Linked DNA regions of Homo sapiens: region 2 is linked to region 1. The links are chromatin loops, found by intact Hi-C in ENCODE. Cell type or tissue: mammary epithelial cell. All regions are shown on one strand. Each heading gives the region's core, and the rest is flanking DNA. Links, peaks and the distances in the headings are about the cores only.

Evidence for each region. A loop is a pair of places that touch in the nucleus more often than their neighbours do. Peaks named below come from ENCODE experiments on the same cell type or tissue, not always from the same donor. Only the 100,000 strongest peaks of a DNase experiment are listed, where the experiment ranks them.
Region 2: it touches region 1 in a loop (7-fold over the local background); 1 of 110 quality-filtered maps calls a loop at or near these places.

The regions. Positions count from the first base shown.
Region 1 is chr19:56,214,061-56,222,391 of GRCh38, reverse strand. ZSCAN5A (zinc finger and SCAN domain containing 5A) reads left to right here. Exons shown (of 6, transcript NM_001322064.3): 6 at 66-1,089. The coding sequence ends at 817. It also overlaps the pseudogene RPL13P13. Among named protein-coding and RNA genes, the nearest start is that of ZSCAN5C, 16 kb to the right of the region's middle. In mammary epithelial cell, for the core only: a CTCF peak has its summit at 711; a DNase peak (open chromatin) is centred at 5,041; H3K4me3 peaks cover 622 bases.
Region 2 is chr19:56,291,309-56,299,639 of GRCh38, reverse strand. All of the region lies in intron 2 of ZSCAN5A (zinc finger and SCAN domain containing 5A), which reads left to right. EDDM13 (epididymal protein 13) reads right to left here. Exons shown (of 15, transcript NM_001354658.2): 10 at 3,673-3,681; 11 at 3,278-3,304; 12 at 2,109-2,135. LOC124900420 reads right to left here. Exons shown (of 5, transcript XM_047439799.1): 5 at 1-8,015. Among named protein-coding and RNA genes, the nearest start is that of ZSCAN5A-AS1, 19 kb to the left of the region's middle. In mammary epithelial cell, for the core only: no CTCF peak of the experiment used is centred there; DNase peaks (open chromatin) are centred at 3,899 and 4,839; H3K4me3 peaks cover 1,197 bases; H3K27ac peaks cover 2,396 bases.

The sequences.
Region 1 (8,331 bases), core at 88-8,087:
TGCAATGAGTTTGGTGTATTGAAAATGCGCTTTATTAACTGTGTGTGTGGAATCCCTTCTTCCAGCAGATCTGGTGAGAGCAAAGGAGGGGAAGGACCCCCCAAAAATAGCCTCTGTGGAAAATGTGGATGCTGACACACCTTCTGCCTGCGTTGTGGAGAGAGAAGCTTCGACTCACAGCGGGAACAGAGGAGACGCTCTGAATCTGAGCAGTCCCAAAAGAAGCAAACCAGATGCCTCCTCCATTTCCCAAGAAGAGCCTCAAGGAGAAGCCACACCTGTGGGCAACAGAGAATCCCCGGGACAAGCTGGGATGAATTCAATTCATTCCCCAGGCCCTGCGAGCCCAGTCAGTCACCCGGATGGCCAAGAAGCCAAGGCACTGCCGCCCTTTGCATGTGACGTGTGCGAGAAGAGGTTTACGTGTAATTCCAAGCTAGTCATCCACAAGAGATCACACACAGGCGAGAGACTCTTTCAATGTAATCTCTGTGGGAAGCGCTTCATGCAGCTTATTAGCCTCCAATTTCACCAGCGAACCCACACTGGCGAGAGGCCCTACACGTGTGACGTCTGCCAGAAGCAGTTCACCCAGAAGTCCTACTTGAAGTGTCACAAGAGAAGCCACACAGGGGAGAAGCCCTTCGAATGTAAAGACTGCAAGAAAGTTTTCACCTACAGGGGGAGCCTGAAGGAGCACCAGCGCATCCACTCCGGAGAGAAACCCTACAAATGTTCCAAGTGTCCAAGAGCCTTCAGTCGGCTGAAATTGTTAAGACGCCACCAGAAAACACATCCAGAAGCTACTTCTCAGTGATTGCATAATCCGGTCTATGCCTTCTGCACCAAGAAGAAGTGAATGATATTTTTCATCAATGTTATCAGATGACATTTGACACATGCAAGGGCGTCTGACACACAGAGGGAGTGCCCTAGATATGAATTGCCAGGATGTTTGAGTAAATATGTGTCCTCCCCACTGAGCTTTGTTTTCTGTTTCATTATGTCCATTGTTTTCTTATAGGTTTATTTTGGTTTGTGTTGCTGTTCTTCCAATAAACGATCATCTTATTAGTTTTCAATATTGTATAACGGAAAACTGAGTTTCCTGATTGACATGGGGTTACCCACTGTTTTGCTGTAAAGTACAGTTGTCCAAGGAGGGTGGCCATATAAAATACATAATGCCTGATGAAATTTGAGTTTCAGATAAACAATTTTCTTTAGTATCAGCATGTTCTAAATTATTTATTTATCTGAAACTCAGCTTTTATTGGGTATCCTGTAGAGTTTTCGTTTTCTTTTTTCTTTCTTTCTTTTTTTTTTTTTTTGAGATGGCGTCTCCCTCTGTCACGCAGGCTGAGGTTCAGTGGCATAATCACCGCTCACTGCAGCCGCGACCTTCCAGGCTCAAGCAATCCTCCCATCTAAGCCTCCCGAGCAGCCGAGACTACAGGAGCACGCCACCAACTTGGCTAATTTTTGTGGTTTTTGTAGAGATGGAATTTTGATATGTTGCCCAGGCTGGTCTTGAACTCCGAAGTACAAGTGATCCAACTGCCTCGGCCTCCTTAAGTGCTGGCATTACAGGCATGAGCCGCTGTGCCCTGTATTGTTTTTATTAGACTTTATTATAATTATGATATTCAAATTTTTGAAATAATTTTTTGTAGTGATGGGATTTCTTGTTGCCCAGGCTGGTGTGGGGTGAGCCACCACGCCTGGCTCTAGACTTTCTTTTTCAGAGCTGTTTAGGTTCACAGGGAAATTCAGTGGACAGCACAGAGTTCCCCTAGACTCCCTCCTCACACAACACAGCCTCTCCCTGCCCAGCATCCCCAGCAGAGTGGTGCACCTGTTCCATCAGTGAGGCTGCCTGGACATATCACCACCACCCAGAGTCCATAGTGTTCATTAGGGCTCGCTCTGGGTGTTGTACGTGCTGTGGGTTTGGACAAAGGCCTCATGAGTACACACCACTGGAGTATCCTGGGGGGTATTTTCACTGCCCCCGGAATCCTCTCTGCTCTGCATATTTATCTCCCTGCCCCAGATGGTGTATTTTGTGGCCTAAATTTGGCAACCTCTAAATTCCCGATTTGACTCTTGAACTACAGAGGCATTGGGAGTCTCTGGTGACTAGTTGGTCTTAGTGATACTACCATCCCCTGAAGGCGTGGTTAATCCTCAGGTGGGTGGGCCCCAGACTCAGCTTCTGATTGAGCAGACCGGGCATGGGGCCTGAGAGTGTGCATTAAAATATATAATTCATTTTAGAATAGCTTTCTAAAGTCCATGGAGCTCCCTAATGCCCCACATGGCTTCCCCCATTGCCAACATGGTTCATTAGGATGGCACCTTTGAACTGACTGGAGCGATGAACTGACTGGATATATTGCCGTGATCTAAGGCCCATACCTTATTGAGGCCTCCTTAGTGTTTACACAATGCCCTCCTCTTCCTTCCTCCCCATCCAAGACACCACATTGCCTTGAGTTGTCACGTCTCCCTAGGATCCTCTTGGTGACAATTTCTCAGATTTTACTTGTTTGGGATTACCTGAGAATGTACATTTTAGGTGGTGCTCATGCTGCTGGTCTTGGGAGGACATTTTATGGATGGCTGATTGAGCTGACGGGCAGAGTCCTGCAATCTGCAGAGGTCTGGAAAGGTCCCTTCCCAAATAGGCTGGATTCATTTATTAAAGACTACTTTTGTAAGACTTTGGTTCTTGTCATCTTAATTTAAAGGAATTTAATCAAGAGACCCACAGCAGAGAGATGCATCATAGAATAATTGATTACAGAGGAAATACAATATCTTGAAAGTTAAGGGCAGAATAGACAGGACATCCTGGGAGCAAGGATTCAGGGCCAGCTGCTCCCAAGGATGAGACAGCAAAGACCTGCTTGAGGGAGACTCCCCTTTATGGGAGTCTTGGATGATTACACCTAGGGGGGTGGGAAGAGGTGTTACTACTAAGCATATTCTGGGTGCTCTTCTGGGCACACAGGTGCAGTAGCTGTGCACATGTCTCATTAGCGTCTTAACTGCCCGCCCAGGTGTGTGTTTTTTACTATCATAACAAGAAATGTGTCGGTTTGTGGATGGGTAAGATCAACGTGCACATTCTCTCTACAGTGGAAATACTACAGTGGAAATACCCTACTGGAGATGGCCTTGCTTGAATGAACTCAATTCCAATGTGAACGCTGAGGCTTACTGTGTTGACTGTACAGTCACCACGCGTGCAGCATCCTGAGGACGTGGTCATTTCCTTGACTGCCTATCCTGCCTCACCCAGGTCCGTTTCGGAGTAGCATTCTTTGAGGCAGGGACCTGGAATCCACCATAAAATGTACATAGACTCCCCTTTCATTCAAGAAGTGGAGGTAGGGGTGGGTGGTGGTTCTCCCTTTTGGTGATTGGGTCCAACCTTCTTCACAGACGTAGAAAATGTGTTGATAATACCACCTGCCCGTTTAATTTCAATCATGGTGCTCTATGATCCATTAATGACATCCAATGTTTCTTTAGAGCTTCATTTTCTAATTTGGCTACATGTTGGAGTCACTTGAGGAGTTTTTAATATTTTTTTTAAAAGCAATGCCTGGGGTCCAGCCCTAAGGTAATGATGTGATTGGCTGAGGATGTGGCCCCTGTGTTGAGAGTTTATAAAACTCCGCAGGTGATCTAACGTGTGGCTGAGTCTGGCAGGTCGATTTTCTTTTTTTTTTTTTTCTTTTTTTTTGAGACAGAGTCTTGCTCTGTTGCCCAGGCTGGAGTGCAGTGGCGCGATCTCGGCTCACTGCAAGCTCCGCCTCCCGGGTTCATGCCATTCTCCTGCCTCAACCTCCCGAGTAGCTGGGACTACAGGCGCCCGCCACCACGCCCAGCTAATTTTTTGTATTTTTAGTAGAGACGGGGTTTCACCATGTTAGCCAGGATGGTCTCGATCTCCTGACCTCGTGATCCACCCGCCTCAGCCTCCCAAAGTGCTGGGATTACAGGCATGAGTTACTGTGTGTGTTCACGGTGCCTGGCCCGGGTTCCTTTTCTGCCAGCTTGGAAGGGCAACCCCATGACTGAATGTGATTCTTAGGATGGCTCCGCATTTACATCCTTGTTACAGTGCATCCACCTGAAAGGCTGCACACCTGAACTGGGACTGTTAACACCCATGCCAATACAGTGTGGGGTGCCAAGAAGTGTCTGCTGATATTTGTGGGGAAAAAAATCTATTTTGTTCACCTACTGTATCAAAGGAAAATTTGGGGGAGAACAGTGGTATTGTTTTAAATCAGGGGTGAAAACAAGTTACAGATCTGAAAAAAAAAAAAAGACTGGAGGGCGATTTCTTAGAAAAGCAGAGGGATTTGGGGTCTCGGCCTTCGGGCTCCATCCAGCGCCATCGGCCTGGCGCTGCCGCCAACGCGGGCATGGATGGGCCCCTTCTTCGCAGACAGCATTGGACCGGGGCCCGGGCTCTAGGGGCGGCCTCCGGCCCAGGCTGGGAGGTTAGAGGCGGAGGCCGGGGATGGGGTGCGCGCGCGCAGGGACCTTCCCCTCGGTGGCTCCCCTCTGGTCTGCAGCCGCAGGGCCGTAGGCAGCCACGGCGCCCAGCCGGAACGGCACGATCTCGAAGCCCCGCTTCCCCAAGGACTGCAGCGGCGCGTGGCCAAGCGGTTCAACCAGCCGGCCCAGAAGATCCGCAGGCGCCAGGCCGGGCAAGCCAAGGCGCGCCGCCTCGCCCCTGCCCCGCGTCGGGGCCCATCCGGCCCATCGTGCGCTGCCCCACGGTTCGGTACCACACGAAGGTGCGCACGGCCGCGGCCTCCGCCTGGAGGAGCTCAGGGTGGCCGGCACGCGAAGAAGGGGGCCCGGACGCCGGCATTTCTGCGGATCCGAGGAGGCGCAGTCCCTGCAGGCCAACGTGCGGCGGCTGAAGGAGCCCCGCTCCAAACGCATCCGCTTCCCCGGGAAGCCCTCGGCCTCCGAGAAGGGAGACAGTTCTGCTGAAGAACTGAAACTGGCCGCTCGGCTGACAGGACCGGTCATGCCCAACCGGAATGCCTAGAAGGAGAAAGCTGGAGTCATCATCGAGGAGAAGAATTTCAAAGCCTTCGCTAGTCTCCGCATGGCCCGTCCCAATGCCCGGCTCTTCGGCATACGGGCAAAAAGAGCCAAGGAACCTGCAGAACAGGATGTTGAAAAGCAAAAATAAAGCCCTCCTGGGGACTTGCAATCAGTCAGCAGTCATGCTGGGTCTCCACGCGGTGTGTTTCCTGGCAGCAACTGGGCCTGGGATGGGACTTAGTGGCTGTGACTTCCTGGCAGCGGGTTTGGGGTTTTCTTGAAAGACAGTCCAAGCCCTGGATTATGCCTTACTTTCTGTGTTAAAAAACTGTTGGTTGTTTGACGGGGGGAGGGGGGTTGGGAGAAAAGAAAGAAAAGAAAGAAAGAAAGAAAAAAGAAAAGTAGACGGATTTGCTGGGCACGGTGGCTCACGCCCGTAATCCTATCACTTTGGGAGGCCGAGGCGGGCGCATTGCCTGAGCTCAGGAGTTCAAGACCAGCCTGGACAATACAGTGAAACCCTCCCTGTCTCTACTAAAATACACAAATTAGCCGGGCATGGTGGCGGGTGCCTGTAATCCCGGCTACTCCGGAGGCTGAGGCAGGAGAATTGCTTGAACCCGGGGGGCGGAGCTTGCAGTGACCCGAGGTCGCACCACGGCCCTCCAGCCCGGGCGACAGAGCGAGACTCTATCTCAAAAAAAAAAAAAAAAAAAAAAAAAAAAAGGAAGAAAGAAAAAAGAAAAGAAACGTGGAGGGATTCGGTGTGGGTGAGGTTGCTTCAAGCTGGTTTGGTACAAGAGCTTTCTAGCCATTCCTTATCTGTTTAGAAGTGACCGACCCACCCACCGCCAGGACGGCTCATCAAACAATGGAACCATTTGCCCTTATGGCGCACAGCTGTAATATCCAATCATCTCCAGGTGCCAAGCATGTCCTCTCATTTCATTCTCAACACGATAACGAGCGGAGGGCGGGGACCATTTCAAAGACAAAACGTGGACACCGTTTTTACACACAATGATGTTTGCACAAAATGATTGAAATGACCTGGCTTTCACAACGATCCAAAGCTACATAGAAACAAGCATAAATCTCAACTCAAGCCTGCCAGGCCCCATCCTGTAGGAACAAGTGAAATGTGAAAACTTGACCCATTGTACTAGTAGGTGGAGCTGCCACTATTTCAGTCATTGAATTGGTCTGACACATAGAATTGGGCTGACTCTGCCGACTCCTAAAACTAGAATCTAGACATTGCAGGTACATCACTCAGAGCTCCAACGAATGCCTCTGCCTTCATAGAGTAGCTTTCTGACTTCTCTTTAGCGTTTTCTCAGAAGATGCCTTGAAAATAGCCCATACAGCCAACCGCGGTGGCTCATGCCTGTAATCTCAGCACTGTGAGAAGCTGAGGCAGGTGGATAGCTTGGGTTCAGGAGTTAAAGACCAGCCTGGGCAACATGATGAAACCCCATCTCTACAAAATATACAAAAAAAAAAAAATTGTAAGGCCTGGTTGTGCACACCTGTAGTCTCAGGTACTGGGGAGGCTGAGGTGGGAGGATTGTTTGAGCCTGAGAGGTTGAGGCTGCAGGGCATTATGATTGTGTCACTGCACTCAAGCCTGGGTGACAGAGCAAGACCCTGTCTCAAAAAAAAAAAAAAAAAAAGAACAAAATAAGAAAAAAGAGAAAAAAGATAACAGCCCATATAGGGGAAGGGAAGGAACCAGGAGCTCAGTGAGGATGGCAACAGAGTCATCCAGGTTGATGGCTGTTGGCTTGACCATGAATACTGAAAGTTGAAATGGGGAGAACTGGTCAAATGCTGAATTTGTTTTTAAGTTTTAAGAAAATCCTGGCCAGGCATGGTGGCTCACGCCTGTAATCCCAGCGCTTTGGGCGGCTGAGGCAGGCAGATCACTAGGTCAAGAGATCGAGACCATCCTGGCCAATGTGGTGAAACCCCGTCTCTACTAAAAATACAAAAATTAGCTGGGCATGGTGGTGTGCGCCTGTAGTCCCAGTTACTCAGGAGGCTGAGGCAGGAGAATTGCTTGAACCCGGGAGGCAGAGGTTGCAGTGAGCCGAGATCATGCTGCTGCACTCCAGCCTGGCGACAGAGTGAGAATCCATCTCAAAAACAAAACAAAACAAAAAACAGAGAACCCCTTATCTTTTTCGTATAGTTTTACTGAGGTATAGTTGATATACAATAAATCACACATATGCAAAGGGTACAATTCAATGAAGTTGAGAATACTACTCAGCAGTAAAAAGGAATCATTGATTACACCCAAGAACATGAGTGAATTTCAAAATAATTATGAAGGTGAAGGAGGGCAGATAGAAAAGGAGTACATAAGGTATGATTCCATCGCTAGAAAATTCTACCCCTAGGCTGGGCACACTGGCTCATGCATGTAATCCCAGCACTTTTTGGGAGGCCCAGGCAGGCAGATCGCTTGAGCCCAGGAGTTCAGGATCAGCCTGGGCAACATAGTGAGACCCCAGCTCTACAAAAAAATAGAAACAATTAGCCGAGCATGGTGATGTGTGCCTGTGGTCCCAGCGACTTGGGAGGGTGATGTGGGAGGATCAGTTAAGCCTGAGAAGCTGAGGCTACAGTGCGCTATGATTGTGCCACTGCACTCCAGCCTGGGCAACAGAGCAAGACACTGTCTCAAAAAAAAAAAAAAAGAAAAAGAAAGAAAAAAGAAAAAAAAGGCAAAAATAAGGAAATTCTGTCAGTGATCTGTAATGACACAGAGAACACCAGTGGTTGTCCAGGGATGGAGTTGTGGGAGGGACAGATGATGAAGAGCCTGGGGAAGCGTTGGAGGATGGTGGGGATGTTCAGCTTCTTGATGACGGCAATGACTTCATGAGTATGTACAAATGTCAGAACTTGGACTCTGGACATGCAGGCACAGGAACCAGCTAGAGGAGCTGCCGCACAGCAGTGTAAATGCACCAAATGCCACTAAACTGTACAGATAAAACAGTTAATTTTATGTCGCGTGAAATTCATGTCAGTAAACACATTAATTAAGGTATAGGATTTGTTGAGAGACTGAGTGTGTCATGTGAGGGAAATGCAGGAATCAAGGATAACCCCACAAATCTTGTGGATTGCACATCAAGGGGGCTGGAGCCACCCTTACGTGAGGTGGGGAAAGATGTGGTCGGTCTAGGATGTGTGGTGATTGACAGCTCTGTTAGGCATCCAAGACAAGGGAAACTCCACATCCCC
Region 2 (8,331 bases), core at 17-8,016, 77 kb before region 1:
CTATTTATATCACGGACTTGAACATCAAGGAATTTTGCTATCTGCGGGGAGGTCCTGGACCCAACCCCTGAGGATACTGAGGGACAACTGTGTTTTACCTTAAACAGCTTGTTCTTTGTAAGTTTTTGGTGGCTATTCCTTATTATATTAAGCTGTTCTCTCTACTCCTAGCTAGCTGAGATTTTTTTTTTTTTTAATCATGAACAAGGCTGGGCATGGTGGCTTATGTCTGTAATTCCAGCACTTTGGGAATCTGAGGCGGGAGGCTCACTTGGGCCCAGGAATTTGAGACCAGCCTGGGCAACATAGGGAGACCCAAACTCTACAAAAAATTTAATAAATTAGCTGGGTGTGGTGTCTCGTGCCTGTGGTCCCAGCTACTCAGAGGCTGTAGAGGGGAGGATCACTTGAGCCTAGGAGTTTAGGGCTGTGGTGAGCCGTGATCATACCACTGCACTCCAGCCTGGGCAACAAAGCTAGACCGTGTCTCAAAAAAAAAATAATGTAAGCTGTAAAATCTTACCATATTCTTTTTCTGTATCTACTGAAATGATAATGTGCTTGTTTTCTTTTATGTTAATAAGGTGGGAATACCATATATTTGTTTTTACCTATTAAACCATTGTCGCATTGCTGGAATAAAGTGAATTTAGTCATGATTGTTTAACATGTATTGCCAAATTGCACTTGCTAATATTTAGTCTAGGATTTTCCATCTATATTTATGAGGAAGATTGGCCTGAAATTTTCCTTTGTCGTATTTGTCAGATCTTTTATCAAGGTTATTCTGTCCTAAAACCGAGTTGGGAAATGACTGTTTTTAATTTTCTGGAAGATTTCCTGTAAGATCAATGTGATTTCTTCCTTTTAATTCACTATTAAAGCTAACTTGATCCTGAAAGACTTTTTTGTGTGTGGTAAGGCTATTTAATTACAGGTGGCATTTCTTTAATAGATAGAGGATTATTCAGATTTTTTTTTTTTTTTTGAGATGGAGTCTTGCTCTGTTGCCAGTCTGGAGTACAGTGGCACGATCTCAGCTCACTGCAGCTTCCGCCTCCCAGGTTCAAGTGATTCTCCTGCCTCAGCCTCCCGAGTAGCTGGGACTACAGGCACCCGCCACCACGCCTGGCTAATTTTTTTGTATTTTTAGTAGAGACGGGGTTTCACCAGACGGGGTTTCATCATGTTGGGTGGGATGGTCTCAATCTCCTGACCTTGTGATCCGCCTGCCTCGGCCTCCCAGAATGCTGGGATTACAGATGTGAGCCACCGCGCCCAGCCCAGATTTTTTATATCATTTCATTTGTTTTTGGTAATTTGTGTTTTTTTGGGATTTTGTCCGTTTTATCTAAACTTTCAATTTTATTGGCATAAAGTTTCTCCAATGATCACCTTATTGTTATTTTGTTACCTGCAAGATCTGCTATGATACTCTCTTCTTCCTTCCAAATATTGGCAGTTTGTTTCTCCTCTATTTTTTCTTGTCAGTAATGCTAGAGGATTAAATTTGTATTACGCTTTTCAAAAGAACCAACCATTAGTGTTGTTCTGGCTTTTTTTTTTTTTTTTGAGACTTGCTCAGTTACCCAGGCCGGATGCGGTGGCACAATCACGGCTCACTGCAGCCTCCACCTCCCCAGCTCAAATAATCCTCCTGCCTCAGCCTCCCGGGTAGCTGGGACCACAGGTGCTGCCACCATGCCCGGCTCTGCCTACTTTAAAACGCTCATCTCCACCATCTGGATCACTTGGTGGCTTGCTGCTATTTTCTGGTTTTCCGGCCCTCAGTCCTATCACCCAGGACTTAGCTTGGTAATTTCCATGTCGGGAAGAGAGGACTCACAGTCCACAGAAGCAGCAGCTGGGATAGAAATGTCTCCCACTCACATCTCAGTATGTTGGGTCTCCTCGATGCCCATGAGCAGTGTGAAAGGGGCAGTGGCTTGCAGACTTTGGATGCCCTTCAGGAAGGCAGCCTCTCAGGTACCAAAGCCCCTGCAGGGCCTTGATTACCTGAAATCTTCTCTTCTAAGGCTTTATCATAGCCCAGACAGAAGGGACACACTGTCTTATAGATGAGGAATGGTACGACCCCAAGCACTTACCTTCCTCCTTGCAGCCACTTGTTTCTTCTAAAAATGAAGAGATGGAGGAGAAAAAGAAGCAGGAAGAGAAGGAGGAAGAGGAAAGGAAGAAAGGGAGGGAGAGAGGGAGGGAGGAAGAGGAAGAGGAAAGGAAGAAAGGGAGGGAGAGAGGGAGGGAGGAAGAGGAAGAGGAGGAGAAAAGAAAGGAAAAGAAAAGAAACCATCAGGTGAATTATGAAGTGGGTGGAGACCAAACTCTAAATAGTGCTTCCAGGTGCCTCGAATGAGGAGAGAAGAGAATAAAGTTAGTCTCCCTGTGTCCCTGGATCCCAGGGACTCAGCTGCCTCAGGGCCTTTGCATATACTGTTCTCTCTTCCTGGAATGCCTTTCCCCCAGTTATCTCTGGCTCACCTGCCCTTCTTCTTCAAGCCTTTGCTCACATGTCATGTTCCCTGATCGCCCTTTAAAAACTTTTTTTTTTTGAGACAGAGTTTTGCTCTTGTCACCCAGGCTGGAGTGCAATGGCATGATCTCGGCTCACTGCAACCACTGCTTCCCAGGTTCAAGTGATTTTCCTGCCTCAACCTCCCGAGTAGCTAGGATTACAGGTGCACACCACCATGCCCAGCTAATTTTTTCTATGTTTACAAAATTTGTTTCAAAATAATTGTTTGTATTTTAGTAGAGACGGAGTTTCACCATGTTGGCCAGGCTGGTCTCGAACTTCTGACCTCAGGTGATCCACCCACGTCGGCCTCCCAAAGTGCTGGGATTACAGGCATGAGCCACCATGCCCAGCCAAAAAACTTAAGTTTCCCGCACTGCGTTTCCATCCCCATTACTCTATTGTCTCCATAGGACATAATAGCCTTCAGCAGACCTATAACTACTGCTCTTTGTTTTTTCTCCTCTGATTGGAATACAAGTTTCACTTGGTCACAGACTTCTGTCTGTTTTATCCTCTGCTGCATCTCTAACACCTAGAATAACATTTGGTACAGGAGAGCTAACATCAGTTAATATCTGTTGGACAAATAAAAACATGTTAAACATTTATGATGCAGATGATGATACGGATAAAGAGTGTAGGGTCTGATGATATTTAAGGGACCCCCCACCATAGAAAAAACCAGTACCTGTATATTTCTGTGCACAGGAGTGAACACGAAATAGCAGTCACCAGACTTACCATGCAGTACTTGGAGGCTCAGCAAGCCTAAGGAGGACAGGGGCATACAACGCGAGTCAGAAGGGACAGCATGATAAACACTTCCAGACCAGCAGGTCCAGCAGGCTCGCCCCAAGCCACTCCTCCTCCGAGAAGCCCTGCTGGATTGCCCGCATCGTCCTCTTGCACACTGTCCCCACTGCCACCTCCCCCCTGTGCCACACAGATTCCTGTTGTAGTTTAACTGCCTGTTACTTTTCCATCTCCCCACCTCCACTAGACTGTGAGTTGACGTGAGGGTGTGAGCTTGTCAGATCCATCTTTCAGCTTTCCACCACCCTGCCCAGCCCTAAAAAGCATTCCTCCCAAACCAGCTTCCTACAGAGTCCCGGGGCAGGCATGGAGTGAGGTGTCACCTAGGATCTCTGATGATGTCCATCCAGAAGGAGATGGGGTCCAGGAAGCAAGACAGGTCAGGGGAGCAGACAGGCCCAGAGTATGGAGTTCCCAGGAGCCGTGGAAGAGGAGGCCACATGTAGGGAAAAATCACAACATCAGAAGACAGAGCGATGGGAGCACAGGAGAGCGGAGCCCTGGGTGGGTCGTGCTGAGTAGTCAGGACATGCCACAGTGAACAGCGCAGAACAGTCAGAGGCTGCTTCGTGTGGGTTGGAGGGACGTGCAGTGACTTGCAGGATTTGCACCGCAGCAAGGTTAGGCTGGGAAGGAAGCCGCCACGCCATTCCCATCTCTTCTGTTTGTTTTTGTTTTGTTTTGTTTTTTGTTTTTTAGACGGAGTCTTGCTCTGTTGCCCAGACTGGGGTGCAGTGGGACGATCTCGGCTCACTGCAACTTCTGCCTCCCGGGTTCAAGCGATTCTCCTGCCTCAGCCTCCTGAGTAGCTGGGAGCACAGGCACCCGCAACCACACCCGGCTAATTTTTGTATTTTTAGTAGAAACGGAGGTTTCACCACGTTGGCCAGGCTGGTCTAGAACTCCTGACCTGAGGTGATCCGCCCGCATCAGCCTCCCAAAGTGCTGGGATTACAGGTGTGAGCTACCATGCCAGGCCTTTTTTCCATGTATTTTGTGTCACTCTAATGTAGGCACCTACATACTCATCCAGGGGTGGCACATTCCATCCCACCACCCGTTGTTGTTTTCTGAACTTTGTTTTTTAATAACAACTTGACTGGTATATTAATATAATTCACATAACTTATGACTCACCCATCAAGTGTACAAGACAGTAGTTTTTAGGACATTCACAAAGCTGTGCATCCATCACCACAAACAATTTTAGAACGTTTTCATCACCTGAAAAAGAAACCGTGTACCCGTTGGCCATTGCCTCCAAACCTGGTGCCCCTGAGCAGTCACTCCCCATCTCTCTGGGCTCACCCCCCTCTCCCGCGGTCCTAGGCAACCACTAAGCTGCTTTCCCTATCTGTGGACTTGCCTGCTGTGGACATGTCGTAGAGACAGAGTCATACCCTATGTGCTTTTGTGTCTGGCTTCTTTGACTGAGCACTGTGTTTTCAAGGCGCGTTTATGTTGTGTCCTGTGTCAGCACTTTCTTTGTGGCTGAATAACATTCCATTGTATGAATAGACACATTTTATTTACCCATTCATCGGTGGGTGGACATCCTGACACTTGCTTTTGTAGATGAAGTTTTATTGGAACAGAGCCATGCCCATTCACAATGTGTTGTCTACTGCTTTTGTAAATAAAGTTTTATTGGCACACAGCCATGCCCATTCACTGTGTGTTGTCTGTGGCTGCTTTCAGGCCACAAAGGCAGCATTGAGTAGTGAGTGGCAGCAGAGACCACCTGGCCCTGAAAGCCTAAGATGTTTACTATTTAGCGCTTTACAGAAAACAGAAAAAAAAATGCTGATTGATCCCTGCCTTATGTCACTGAATTCTCAAACAAGCAAAAAATATTATCTCCATTAATCAGGTAGGAAAATAGAATCTAAGGGAGTTTGGGTAAGTTACGCCCACATTATAGATGATGGGAGTAGAGTTCCCACCCAGGCCTCTTTGCCTTAAAACTCAGGCTGTCTCCACCGAACCACTTGCATCCTGGGTTAATGTGAGGGTCCGGGAGAAAGAGCCCACGTGAATCGCCCAGTACAGAGCTTGGCACCTGGTGGGCCCTTAGGCAGGTGTTTGGGATTTTCCTGCTGGGTTTGGCTTTTGCTCGTTACTGGAGCAGGGCTGGGTCTGCTTGGCACCTGGTGGGCCCTTAGGCAGGTGTTTGGGATTTTCCTGCTGGGTCTGCTTTCAGTTTGCAAAGTGCTGTCAGTGCAGCATGAGGACGGAGGCTGGAGAAGGGCCTGGGAAAAGGAGCGAAAGGAGCAAGGCAGAGGGGCCTCCTGCAGACATGGGAGTGTTCAGAACAAAGGTAAATGAGGTGGTCCTCACAGACCCTTGCTGAGCTCTTATCCCGTGCCAGACATTTTATTCAGCGGGGGGTTTCTCAACCTCCAGACGAGTGACATTTGGGGCTGGATAGTTTTTTTGTTGTGGGGGTGGGGTGTCCTGTGCATTGTAGGATGTGTAGCAACATCTCGAGACTCCCCCCATTAGATGCCGTTAGCCTCCCCTACCACCTCCCTGAGTCCTCACAACCAAAAATATCTCTAGGCATTGCCAGGTGTCCCCTGAGGGGCGAAATCTCCCCAATTGGGAATCATCCTGCCAAGTGCATGATCCTGTTTACTCCTCACAACCATATGAGGCTGGAACTATTATGTGCATTGTACCGACCAGGGGCCTGAGCCCTTCAGGAGGCGAGGGTCCGAAGCCCACGGAACTAGAAAGTGGTGCAGTCAGGACCGGCGCCCACAGTGCACACTCTCTGCCAGTTCCTCTTTCCCTTTCTTAGCATAATTTTATCTTCCTTACAATATATACAACATACAATTATAATGATAATACTTCCAGTGTAGGGATGAGGCAGGGACCTCGTTAGTCTGAGCCGCTTTGAACACTTTTGAGTTTGCATTGTTTAATAGCACCGTTTGGGATCCAGACTGGGCTTAAGTTATTCTCTGCACCTGACTGGCTGTGTGACCATGAGCAAGCGACTCTCCCTCTCTTACCACAGTGTTTTCAGTTGTAAAACAAGGACGATGACTTGGGGACTGTCATGAGTCAAGCACTTAACAACCATGCCTGGTACCCAGAACGTGCTCTTGAGCTGCAGGATACCATTTTTCAATTTGTTTTTTCAGATCAGGATGTCTTGGGTTTCACTGAGGCTCAAGCTGCATAGAAGTGGGGTTTGGAGGTGGGTGTGGGGCATGGACAGGATGGTGTCTCAGAACTGGGGTTTAGATGGCTTTGAATGTGGACCAAAAGAAGAGTGTGTCCTCAGCCGAAAGGTAGAATCAACCCAAAATTCAATCAGTGGATGATTGGATTAAAAAATGCAGTCTATCCATGCAATGGAGTATTGCTCAGCCATGAAAAGGAGTGAAGCACTGTCACAGGCCACAATGTGGCTGAACCTTGAGGACACTGTGCTGAGTGATGAAGCCAGACACAAAAGACCACATCGTGTACGATTCTACTTCTATGAGGTACCTAGAATCCTCAAACTTGCAGAGACAGAAAGTGAAATGGTGGTTGCCGGGGCTGAGGTCAGAGGGAGAATGGGGACTGACTGTTTAATGGGTACTTTTTTTTTGGTGGGGCAGTGATTATAAAGTTCTGGAGTCAGTGGTGATGGTTGCACACCATTGTGTGTGTACCAAGGGCCACTAAATCGCACACTTTAAAGTGGTTAAGGTGGGTGCAGTGGCTCGTGCCTGTGATCCCAGTGCTTTGGGAGGCTGAGGTAGGAGGATTGCTTGAGCCCCGGAATTGAAGACCAGCCTTGGCAACAAAGCAAAACAAAAAAGTAAAAAAAAAAAAAGTAAAAACAGACAAAAAAACCAAAAATAATTAGCTAGGTGTGATGATGCACACCTGTAGTCCCAGTTCCTCAGGAGGCTAAGAAAGAAGGATCGCTTGAGCCCAGGAGGTCTGCACCACTGTGCTCCAGCCTGGACAACAGAGCAAGATCCTGTCTCTAAAAAATGAAAACAAGTTACAATGGTAAATTTCATGTTTTGTATATTTTACTACAATTTCAAGACTTTTTAAAAGATGTATGTTACCCACATGTGGCAAACAGTGACTTTTTCAGGGAACAGCATGATGAAATGGTCAGAGATGTTCTTGGGGAAAATAAGTCTGAGCCACACAGCAGTGGGAGGAAGCACAGCACCGTGGTTAAGCAGCTGAGTCACGCAGCCCAGGATCCGTAACCCACCGTCACCACTGGGATGCCCAGTCTTGATCTAGTTACCTAACCTTTATACCTCAGTCAAGTGCAGATGAATAATACTTGCCTTGTGAAGAAGTTGTGGGGAATAACTACACATAACACATTGAAAAGTGCTGCTCTGGTGCCTCGCGCCTGGCACCTAGAAAGCTCTTTGTAAATTTCCATCACTGTCATCACCATCCTCATCATGGCATTACATGAATGCCTGATTCGAGGAGGGATTGGTTTCCATGAGACATCCCATCTATTTGAAGATGATGGTAATATAGCTATTTTTTCCCAGTTCTTGAGTTTAAAAAAAAAAGATGGTCAAAAGCTGAGAGTTGATCCATGGCTAAGAGTGGACCTCCCTTGGCAGAGATGAGAACAGGAGCAAAACAGAAGGGGTCAAATGTGAAACAAGACTCTTAGGTTTCAGTGCTGTTGAGATGAGATGCCAGGAGCAGAAGATCCAGTGGGCATTGTTGGGCAGCAGTGGAGGAAGGAAGGAAGGAGAGGAGAGGAAAAGGAAGAAATTAATAACGCCTTCTTCCTAGCTCCTCCCACCCTGTGGTTCTCAAAACAGATCTTCCCAAAAAAGAGAAATAAAGTGTCTTCCAGATTAATGCGATAGGCTGGGGCCCAGGGTGGGTGACTCGAGATGCTTCTTTGAGACTTTACTCCTTTAGAGACGCATTAATCCAGGTGGACAGAAGCCCCAGGTATTCAGTTTCCGTGGGGATTCATCTTCCAGAGA